Regions from separate parts of the Mus musculus genome. Here region 2 is linked to region 1. The links are chromatin loops, found by intact Hi-C in ENCODE. Cell type or tissue: left cerebral cortex. All regions are shown on one strand. Each heading gives the region's core, and the rest is flanking DNA. Links, peaks and the distances in the headings are about the cores only. Region 1 overlaps Rnf220 (ring finger protein 220). Region 2 overlaps Rnf220 (ring finger protein 220).

What was found. Hi-C counts contacts between places; a loop is a spot of excess contacts. Peaks named below come from ENCODE experiments on the same cell type or tissue, not always from the same donor. Only the 100,000 strongest peaks of a DNase experiment are listed, where the experiment ranks them.
Region 2: it touches region 1 in a loop (2.0-fold over the local background); 1 of 42 quality-filtered maps calls a loop at or near these places.

What each region holds. Positions count from the first base shown.
Region 1 is chr4:117,481,998-117,487,375 of GRCm38, reverse strand. All of the region lies in intron 2 of Rnf220 (ring finger protein 220), which reads left to right. Among named protein-coding and RNA genes, the nearest start is that of Gm12827, 11 kb to the left of the region's middle. In left cerebral cortex, for the core only: no CTCF peak of the experiment used is centred there; DNase peaks (open chromatin) are centred at 2,523 and 3,095; H3K4me3 peaks cover 1,183 bases; H3K27ac peaks cover 501 bases.
Region 2 is chr4:117,386,886-117,392,263 of GRCm38, reverse strand. The region is part of intron 2 of Rnf220 (ring finger protein 220); the gene reads left to right. Among named protein-coding and RNA genes, the nearest start is that of Gm12828, 54 kb to the left of the region's middle. In left cerebral cortex, for the core only: a CTCF peak has its summit at 2,778 (motif pointing left); no DNase peak of the experiment used is centred there; H3K27ac peaks cover 333 bases.

The DNA of each region.
Region 1 (5,378 bases), core at 74-5,073:
TTAGCCAGAAACAAAGGCACCAAGTGAAGAGGAGACTGTCCCCCAGTGGTGGCCCTGGATCCGTGCTCCCTTCCCCTTCCTTGCCTTAGGTATTATAGCTGCTGCCTGTGCAGGGGCAGAGGCTATGCAGGTGGCCGACACCTATGCTTTTGATTCTGAGCTTTTGGAAGGAAGGAGAGACGTTTTCTTCAAGGAAGCCTAGAAGAGCACCGTGAAAAAGTCAGTGGCAGCTTTCTTGGCTCCTGTCATACACCCGGCGTGTCTCAGAATATTTATGGTCTGTTTTATGTAAATACATATTTAAGGGCCGTTAGGAGGCCTGATTATCCCCACTAGATGCCTTTCGGGTCCTCCCTACAGAACCGTTTTGAAATAAGTAATATTTCTCAGATAATCGAGTGACAGTATACAAGACTGCTTCCAAAGGGAGCGAGAGCTAGGGGCAGATGGGGCAGCAGTGGGGGTTGGGAAGCCAGAAGAGTGGAGAGCAACTGTTCAGAGGGGCATCGGCACAGGATGTTTGCATGTGCTCACATTGCCAAATTGAGTCATGTATATTTTAGACTTGTAATTATTAAAATTTAGAATTAATTTCTGATATGGTTGGCTTTTTTTTTTCAGTTCTGTCAGACAATTTTTTTCATAGAATGTTTTTTTAAGTCTTAATTAAATATAATAGTACAAGTGCTAAGCGGGAACGTGGCTTCCTAGAATGTATAGTTTGGTTGGTAGGTGGGGTGGGGTGAGCATGGGTGTGCAGTTTCCTTACCGGGTGGAGAAGTTTTCGGACTGCATTTTAGGTTGCTGGAAATCAGTTTTTATAATGGAAACACTGACAGTTTTTACTGTGGCAGCCACCCCCTGCTCTTGGTTTGCCTCCATATGCAGATATGTCCACATGCCTTTCAAAGCCTGCAGACATGCTGTAATGCACACGTGTTCAGCCCTTAACTGCTGTGCTGATAGGCAGGGTTTCTTTTGTGATTAAATGTGCGTAGGAAAAAAACCAACAGACCCAAGTATAGCCGTTTGGGTGGTGTCCTTTCTTTTAGCGGGTACTTCCTGTTGCTTGTCTGTCCACCCACCTGGGTTTGCAGGTGACCCCAAGGTAGGTGTTGGGCCCTGTGGAGCAAGGAGGCCTGTGCGCTGCAGGACCGACTTACTTGTCCTGGAAAATGGGAGACGTGGTTTTGTGAGAAGCTGTTCGTGAAGGATGCAAAATTCCCCAGGAAGGAGACTGAGGTAACTCCCATTTATTGTCATTCCCTGAACCAGTCCCCAAGGCTCCTTGTCCAGGGAAATGACGCTAAAATTTATGGGCCAATTACGAATAGCCCATGTTGTGCGTTACATATGAAGTGTCTATAGATGTGTTTCCCAGGGCCTTTAAAATAAACATTCCTCATTAAGGAAACTTTACAGCAAAAGAGAAGGTAAGTCCTTACGTGCTGCCTGGTGGTAGAATCCCTACATTTATTACTCTCTCAGTGTGTACTCTGGGGCCTGACATGTGCCTCTCCTGGTGGCTTTCTTCAGGCCATCCCTGTGCCCAGATCCCTGCCTGACTTGTCTTTGACTGGCCTTCTTATCTAACCCCAAATTGGAGTTGGTTAGCATACAAGCTACTGGAGGCCTGAGAGAAATCAGAACTGTCCATGTGGAGCTGTGGCTGGCTTTGCCTTCTGGTTTACCCCGGGAAGGGGCGCCCATTAGTGTTTACCCTTGGTCTTCTCCCCTTAGTCTTCCCTGTGGCCGGGGGAACTTGAGATCTTCCAGAAGCTCCTGTCTTGCTTGATGCTCATCTTTGATATATTTGGAAAGTCAGCCAGCCCCAGGTCCCAAAAGCCCGGATTGGAGATGGTATTCTGCACTCTAGATTTGCCTTTATAAAGGCACGTGCCATGGAAGACCTTATCAATCAGCCTAGCCCACTTAGGCCAAAAGCAGCTTGGAAAGCCAGCTGACATCATAGAGGCGAGATAAAGCGGATACTTTCCAAAGGCTCTGGGATTGGTGTGGGCCGGGAACATTAGTTCCCAGGCTCCACCTCTGGACTGCAGCTGGAGCAGATGACCAGTGTGAAGGGTCAGCCACTGACCAGAAAGAGGGGTCAGAGGGTTGCCTGTATCTTGACTGCCTGGGTTCTGCCTGCCCAGATCTAGCCCTGTGATGCGCTCAGCTGCTTTGGGTTCTCCTCCCACCCCCTTCTCCCGCGGGGCAAGAACTCCTGTGATGTGTGTGGTTGTTACCGTTTGTTCACTCCCAACACAGTCACGGATACTCCCTTTCATGCTGCTGGGTTTAATTGTCTTGTTGGGATAAAGAAATGTTTGCACAGCTAAAGTGGGGCCGGGCTGAACCGGAGCAGTCCCCGATGGCTACAGAGCCATCTGGCCTGGCTTGGCTCTGCTCTGCGCGCCGCTCGCCCGGCACCCGGGCTGGCTCTGGCGGCCGCTCTCCCCGGCCCTCGCCCGCGGTCGCCTCTCACGGAGGGAATGCCTCATCACCATGGTGAGACGCGGACCTGGGGCTGTCCTCCCTCCTAGCCGAGCGCCCTCCCTAGAGTCAATTGTCATGCAGAAGCGATCCGGGCTGCCGTTTCCTCGCGGCCGCCAGCCAGCGCCTGGCTGCCCGCATCGAGGTGGCTGGTAATTGACCGTGGGGGAGGGCGCGGGGACGCGCGCACAGGCCGGGCCACCCAATGGGCAGCGCCTGTGGCCAGGTGGTTCCACAAGCGCTTTAGGGATGCGGATGACCTCGCCATCGCTCTTCAGGAGAAGTCCGCGCGCGGCCTCTAGGGTGCGGGGAAGGTCCGTGCGACACCCTACCCCCGCACTCCACGTCCCCACGCGCCCACGACGCTCTAAGAACCCAGTTCTTTGGCAATGATAGCGACCGGGCGAGATGTGCAGGCGGGTGCAGGGAGTGGTTGGAACTCCGCGCGCGCGTGCGAGTGGCCATGGAGTGGGGTGTGCACTGAACCAGGAGGGGGCCGAGGACGTGGGGGACCCTAGATGGATTGTGCACAGGCATGTGAACCCAGCTTTTCTTTGGGTAGTACAGCTTTGAGGCTTCTCCTTTCGGTTTCAAAAATAATTTCCCGCCTTAATTTTGCTTTTCGAATCTGTAAAATATTCCGGGAGTGTTTCCCAAGTCCGGGCTTGGTGAATCTGCAGGATTGCTGGTATTTGGGCGAGGCAGCCGCGGTCGCCTAAAACGCTGGGAGGCTCGCAGCCAGCACAGCGGGACTCCTTAAAGTCAGGGCAATTTCTGGAACTCTTCCCACGGGAAGTTGTCCGGAACTGCCTTCCGGTCAGCGGCCCCAGGTTGATTATTTGGTAGACTCCTCCACCCCCGCCTTTTTTGTTGTTTGAAAACAAAACAAAAACCTCACAAAGAAAACAAAACCTCACACCGAATCCAAAGTTGCTCTTTGCCCTCTATCCTCTTTAGAAGAGAACTGAAAAATAAAATTATATCTTTATTTTTAAAAAAAATTTTTAACCCTTTACTAACCACCACCATCGGCTCAATAAATATTAGCACAAGATAAAATGTAACATCTGTGAATACTCCAGATTGAAAGTGTTAATTCATTTAATCGAATTGAAATTTTTAATTTTTTTTCTTGGTTTTAACCCATAAACCACATGCATTAGGTTAATAAATATCAGACCACACGTTGGCATTACTCGTTATAAATACTTGGGATTTGGGGTGATGATACATGTCATCATAAAACCCACACAATTTTAACACCAAAATAACCATAATTTTTGGAGTTGAATATTCCCACGCGCTGCAATCGTTCTCAGCACCATTTTTATCCCTCTTAAAGATCAGCTGCAAACTTCTGGATAATGTATTGCTCTTCAGCTGCCAACGTGCCTTACAAATTTTAAAAGTGTCACTTCAGTTGTGCATTTGTGACTGAACAGAGCGTGTTTTTATCTTCAAAGTGTGTGCTCTGGGTGGGGGATTGATAAATATCTCTTTGGAGGAAAGAGAAAATTTTTCTGCAAGAACTTTATGTCAGGCAAGATGATGCTTGGCTTTAATCTCAACCCTAGGGAGGCAGAGGCAGGTGGATCTCTGTGAGTTCAAGTCCAGCCTGGTCTATAAAATAATAATAATAATAATAATAATAATTTAAAGTAGATAAATGAGTAGAAGTTTATTATACTTTTTCCAGGTTAAGGATATGGAGTGGATAACCCTGGTAGAGGCTGGATAAATAGCAGGAATTTATCCCATTCCAGCCTTACCCAATGGACTAAACTTATTTTTTTAAATAAATACATTTTAGTTTTGGTATTAGGAAGGTGAGGGCTCTGTGTGTGTGTGTGTGTGTGTGTGTGTGTGTGTGTGTGTATGTGTTTCTTGCAGTGGTGACAAGCATATCAAAGGGCTTGTACATTTTAGATAAGGTCAAATATATGGATCTAGGTACAATCTAGACTTTGAAGTTCCCATTAGCATGCTATGCATGCGCTATAAGACCACACTAATTCTAAAGATATGCAGGCTCAAGTCAAGAAGGAGGCCTCACTTAGGCCTTGCACTTGATGACCATAAAGGTGGGGAGATTTTTTTCAGGAAATATGTGAAATCTTTTCTTCAGACACAGACTTATTTTACTGATTACTTGGGGGTAGTAAAACACTCCCATAACATAAAAATAATTGAGATTTTACTTTTTTCCTCCTAACCTTCTGGGAACTCAAGAGTGGAGTGTCTTCTTTCCATATGCATTCCCACAGTATGGTGCTCAGAGACCCAGGTTCTACACCTATCTCCTTTGGGTGTGTGTTTAAAAGTTTTTGTCTAGATTCTGGTTGAAGCTGGAAGTAATGGAGCAATTTGGGAGCTATGTAGACACATAGAACCGTCTGGCCTTTCCGATGTTCCATGGTCAGTGTGGAACTGAAGTGGGGGGCCGGATGACAGGACCCTGTAGTACGGTGTCAAGAGACAGCAAACTCAGTAAGCCTTCTGTGGCTCACCTCATGAGAACTGTCTTTCCCTACTGACATCCATTTGTGGCTGAGACTGATAGCTTTGCATCTATCTCAGAGCAGCAGGGACAGAGCTGGGGGTGGGGTGAGGGCGAGCAGGAGCAGCCCCAGAAAGGCCTCTGCTTTATTTTCAGGTATATGATTCTCATTTAGGTGCCAGCTAATCCTGTATTACTCTCATTTGACCTTGCTTTTTTTTTTTTTTTTTTTTTTTTGGAGTTTGATTTAAATCAAGTCAGAGCAGCCTTGCATAATAAATACCTGTTAGAGGGAATAAAAGCTGGGCGGGGCCCCTTGAGCTTCAACTTGAAGGAGTTTCACAGGGAAGGCTAAGAGGCAGTAGGATGTGATAGTCAATGAACG
Region 2 (5,378 bases), core at 76-5,075, 95 kb after region 1:
TAGAGCTTGGTATGTGACAGCCGGGGCCCTCTCTCCCGCGAACTGCCGTCCACCCCACCCCACCCCCTCTCTACTGGCCAGATAATTAGTCCATTACGACTCTCCCACCTCGGGTGGGTGGGGGCAGGGTGAGAGCCCACCCTCGGTCTCCTTGTAATTCAACTTCCTGTGTTTTATGGAAGCAGGCTGTTGGGGGCAGAGTGAAGGGCTGGTCCCTAGGCTGGGCCAGCCTCTTCCTCAGTTCCCAGCCCCCACACACTCCCTGCCACCTATCCCTGGTTGCCGTGGTGACCAAATGTTATTTCTCAGCTTTATATTTGAACTAATTTGTAAAAGTTTTTTACACCTCTTACCTGCCTAAAAAAAATGACTGCAGGTCGGGCATATGTCTTCCCATGTCTTGCTCGGCCATCTCTTCCTCCGCAACCCTCCTCTGTCTCTCTCTATTTTTATTACACGCTTATCGCCTTTTTCCCTCCTGCTTTTGAAATTGATTTCCTTTCCTTTCTCCCCCTATTCAGGACCTAAACGCTGAATGTTCGATATTTCATTTGAGACCGCTAATCGCATTACTGCCCTTGACGTTTTACAGATATCATATTATGGGCGCAAATTTGGCAAATTATTAGCGCTGTAATGTATAGCTTGTCAGAGGTATTTAAGACGCTAAGAGCCCAAGGCTTATCGGGGTTAGCAGAGAGCCCTCGTTGAGCTTTTGAAATGCAGAGAGCCAGTTATAAAACACACTGTGACTCTCTTCAGCTGGAGAAAAAAAAAAAGGAAAAGAGAAAAAGAGAAAGAAAAAGGGAAAAAAATGTCACCCGTCTATCAGAGGCTTCCAGGGCTGATAACAAGCAAAATTCTTCTCTGTGGGTTTCGCTGGAAATGTGAGAAGCTTTTAAAACATTTCTCAAGCTGTCTGGAAAAGAAAAAAAAAATCTTTATTGAAAGGATGTAGCAATCCTTTTTACTGTGGCCTATTTATCTCTGGGGAAAAAGCTGTAACAAGAAGATCCCCTACTGGCCATCAGCCGGTGTCAGGGCCTGCCTGGCTTTGGTGACAGGACTTTGGTGTGGGGGACTTGCTGAGAGAGAGTGGAGCACCTTTGGCAAAAGGGGGGAGAGACTGCAGGCCTGGTGCAAGCCTCTGGAAGCCGCATCCAGCACACCGAGCGGGGGGCTCAGGGGGCAGCAGACGGTGGGTCAGATCCTTCTGGAATGAAAGGCTGATTGAACCAACAAACAAATGAGACGAGCTAGCACAGCCTTGAAACCCCTGCCCCTCCCTGGCTGGCCCGACAGTGTCCTGTACCTGTGCATGCCACTAGTGCCCTAAGAAGTCACCTCTGCTGAAGTCTCTGTCCTTTGACCCTGGCGTGCAAGCTGCTCTTGTGAATCGCTTCGAAAAGACCCTCTCCACCTTCTTGCTGTGTCATCCACTGATGGCATCTCTCTGTTCAGCATGAACATGGCCGCTTGCTCTGGTGTCCTGCCGCTCCCTTCTCCCATCTTCTATCTCCTTTCTGTTATACAAATCTCCATGAAGGTAATACCAACACCCAGCTGGACCGCCTGAGATCTTCTGCTCTGGGGCCACTCATCTTCAGCAGAGGACCACGGAGACACAGCCCCACCCCCTTGCTGGAAGTCTTCCATGAAATGCCTCCACCTTAGAAACCCTGAATTCAGAAATGCCTGCCTTCAGCCAGAACCTTCTAGCCTTGCCTCCTCCTACCCCCTCACACCCACTCGCTCTGCGTAGTAACCTCACCTAGACCTTCAATCCCTGGACCGTTCCTAATTTAACAAGCCCCTCATTCTCCTCCTAGCCTCGCTTCCTCTCCTACCCAACCTTGGCCCTTTGATCAATCTCTTTAAGGAACATCTTCATGCAATTGCCTTGCCCTTCTGCCTTTCTGTTCCACCTCTTTTCATCCCTCAGATCCCAGGTCCATGGAAGCCTTTGCTTTTTTTTTTTATCATGGCCTGGGATGCTCGCTCGCTTAAGAAGCTGCATCTCCATCCAATGGTGTCAACGCCAGCTGGACCTAGAATGCTTCTCACCTATTGTGTTGAGTTTTTCACTTTCTCTAACAGCAGTTTTAGCCCTTTCTCTCTTAGTAATAATAATTATTATTATAACAATAACAACAGTCTTAACTTTCTTGCCCCTGTTGACCTCATTCTTTGTGGACAAATTCATTTCCTGGATCTCAAAGTGAACTAAAGGTCAAAAGGGGTCATTGCCCCCCCATCCCCCTCCCCTTGACTCTGGCAATAGTTTTCAGTGACTTGTAGCCTGGACAGCTATGACCCTTCCACCCATCCTTCATGCCTTTGCTTTTCTTCCTGTGCCAGAGCTCAGACTTGAGCCTTGTACTTACACTGTGCAGTACCTCTAGGTCTGAGGCACACCCTAGCTGCCCACCACTCCTTGACCCCCCTGTTTGTAACTGCCCTCTTGCCAGCTGTGCTCAGGTGCCTCAGGCCTTCCTTGCTGTCTTAGCCTCCTACTTCCGCCATCTTGTTCTTCCACTTTACGGACAGTATTGCTCAAAGGCAGTCGTACCGTGCCTCAGTTTCCCCAACCTCCCATTCCGCTTGGCCCGGCATAGCTTGCGTTCTGTCTTGCTGACTTGACTGGCAGTGTGCTCATCCATCTGCTCTCCAGACCCCCTTTTCCCTCAGCTTTTCTGGTTCTGACTTGGGCTCCCTCACATCCTTTTCACTTGGCTTCCATGTGGTGTCCCCTCCAGGGTTGTCGCCATCTGCCGGCAGGCTCGCTTCTCAGTGTCCACCCTGGGAGAACTTATCTGTGCCTGTGGTTCCGGAGCTTCAGGCCAACTCACTCTCTCTCTCTCTCTCTCTCTCTCTCTCTCTCTCTCTCTCTCGTCCTTGCCGAGCAACCAGGACTCAGCATGATCAGAGCATCCCTGTGTTTCTCCAAGTCTGTAACTTCAAAGATCTCTGGATGGCATCCGTCAAACTGATAAGCAGAAACCTGGCCCCACCTAAATGTTCCCTTTTATTCCCCTTTATTTCCTCTTTTCTTTTTTAAACCTAAAAATAAAACAAAATCTAGGGAGACTGAGAAAAAGACAGTCTCTTTCCTTAAATCTCATATCAAGATAAATTCCAGATGCATTAAAAAGCTAAGTGTGTGGGGCTGGGATACAGCTCACTTGCAGTGTACTTGCCCGATATTAGCCTAGAGCTGGGTGCAGTCCTCATCACCCCATAAACTGAGTATTGTGGTCCATGCCTGCAATCCCAGTACTTGGGAAGTGGAGGCAGGAGGGTCAGATGGTCATCTTCAGTGAAATAATAAATTTAAGGCCAACCCAAGATACATGTTTTAAAAGGTTAAATTCAAAGTGTAAAGCCATCTGTAAAACAGTGAAGGACAACCACACTAGCAAAAAATGAAGGCAGATATCACCTGTGAAGGATTTGTGGTAAACATTGACAAACATTTGACATTCTTAATATGTAAAAATTTCTTACAAATCAATAAGAAAGCTAAAGTGAAATTAAGATGTGAGTAGGTGCCAGGCAGTAGTGGCACACGCCTTTAATCCCAGCACTCGGGAGGCAGAGGCTGGCAGATTTCTGAGTTCGAGGCCAGCCTGGTCTACAGAGTTAGTTCCAGGACAGCCAGGGCTATACAGAGAAACCCTGTCTCGAAACAACAACAACAACAACAAGACAAACAAACAAACAAAACAAAACAAAAAAAGAGTAGGTAGTTGGTAAAAGAAATATGAAATCTTCAAATTAATATAGGTAATATGAATTAAATACGTGAGTTAGTATTTGTCTATACTAATTGATAATTTTTTTTAAAGATTTATTTATTTATTTTATGTGACTACACTGTTGCTATCTTCGGATACACCAGAAGAGGCCATCTCATCCCATTACAGATGGTTGTGAGCCACCATGTGGTTGCTGGGAATTGAACTCTGGACCTCTGGAAGAGCAGTCAGTGCTCTTAACCACTGAGCCATCTCTCCAGCCCCCTTGTTTTTGTTTTTGAGGCAGGTCTCACTACGTAGCTCTGGCTGGCCTGGAACTCTGTGTAGACCAACTGACCTCAAACTCGGAGACTTGTGTGCATCTTGGCCTTCCTGGTGCTGGGATTAAAGGCAAGCATGCACAAACAGATTCTTTTGTTGTTGTTGTTGTATTTATTTCAATTTTAATTTTATTTTATGTGTATGAGTGCACAGTATGCATGCACTGTCCAAATAGGCCAGAAGAAGGAGGACATGGGGTTCCCTGAAAGTAGAGCTACACACAGTTGTGGGCCACCATTGCTGTGTGCCACTATGTGGGTGCTGGAAACGGAACCTGGTTCTCTGCTCTTAACTGTGGATCCATCTCTCTTCTCTTGTTTGGTTTGATTTGGTTTGTTTGTTTGTTTGTTTGTTTGAGACAAGTTTTCTCTGTGTAACATCCTGGCAGTCCAGGATCTTACTTTGTAGACCAGGCTGGCCTCGAACTCACAGAGATTTACTTGCCTCTTCCTCTTGAGTACTGGGATTAAAGCCATGCACCAACATACCCGGGTATCAATTGATAATTTCTTAAATCATAAAATTTAATGCTAATCAAGGTAGAGTTAGACAGGTATTCTTATCTCCTGTTGGTGAAAAGCACACATTCATTAAAACCTTTATAAAAACAGTTTTATAACATGTCACAAAAGGTTTAAAATATCTATCCTTTATTTTAGTAATTTTATTGCTAGACTTTATTTTAAAAGCAATAATTGGTATGTAGTCAAAGCTTATGCATAAAGGTAATAATTTTAGTATTATTTATAGCTGGAACAATCTGCCAACAGCCTAAATGTTTATACCAGTGCAATGGTTAGATAATTTGTAATGTACGTACCTAGTGAAATACGGTGCCACCACTCAGAATCATGTTTATAGGCTGGGCCGGGCAGTGCACCTTGCAATGAGACTGTGGGATCCCTGAGGCTTGCTGACCAACCAGGCTCGCTGAATTGGTGACTCCTGGGTTCAGTGAGAGACTCTGTCTTCAAATAAGTTAGCAAGAAATAGAGAGAAGATGTCCAGTGTCTGCTTCTGGCCTTCATAGGTGTGTGCACACATGCAAATACCACACACAAATAAATCACCCTGAGGCTGGAGAGATGGCTGAGTGGTTTAGAGCACTCATTGTTCTTGCAGAGGACCCAGAAGCAGTTCCCAACACCTACATGGTAGCTCACAACCATCAATGACTCAAGTCCCAGGCAATCTTATGCTCTTTTGGCACCAGTTACACATGCAGTGCACATACATAGATGCAGACCAGACACTCATATGCATAAAATAATAAATTGTTCAAATTAAAAATAAATTGAATAG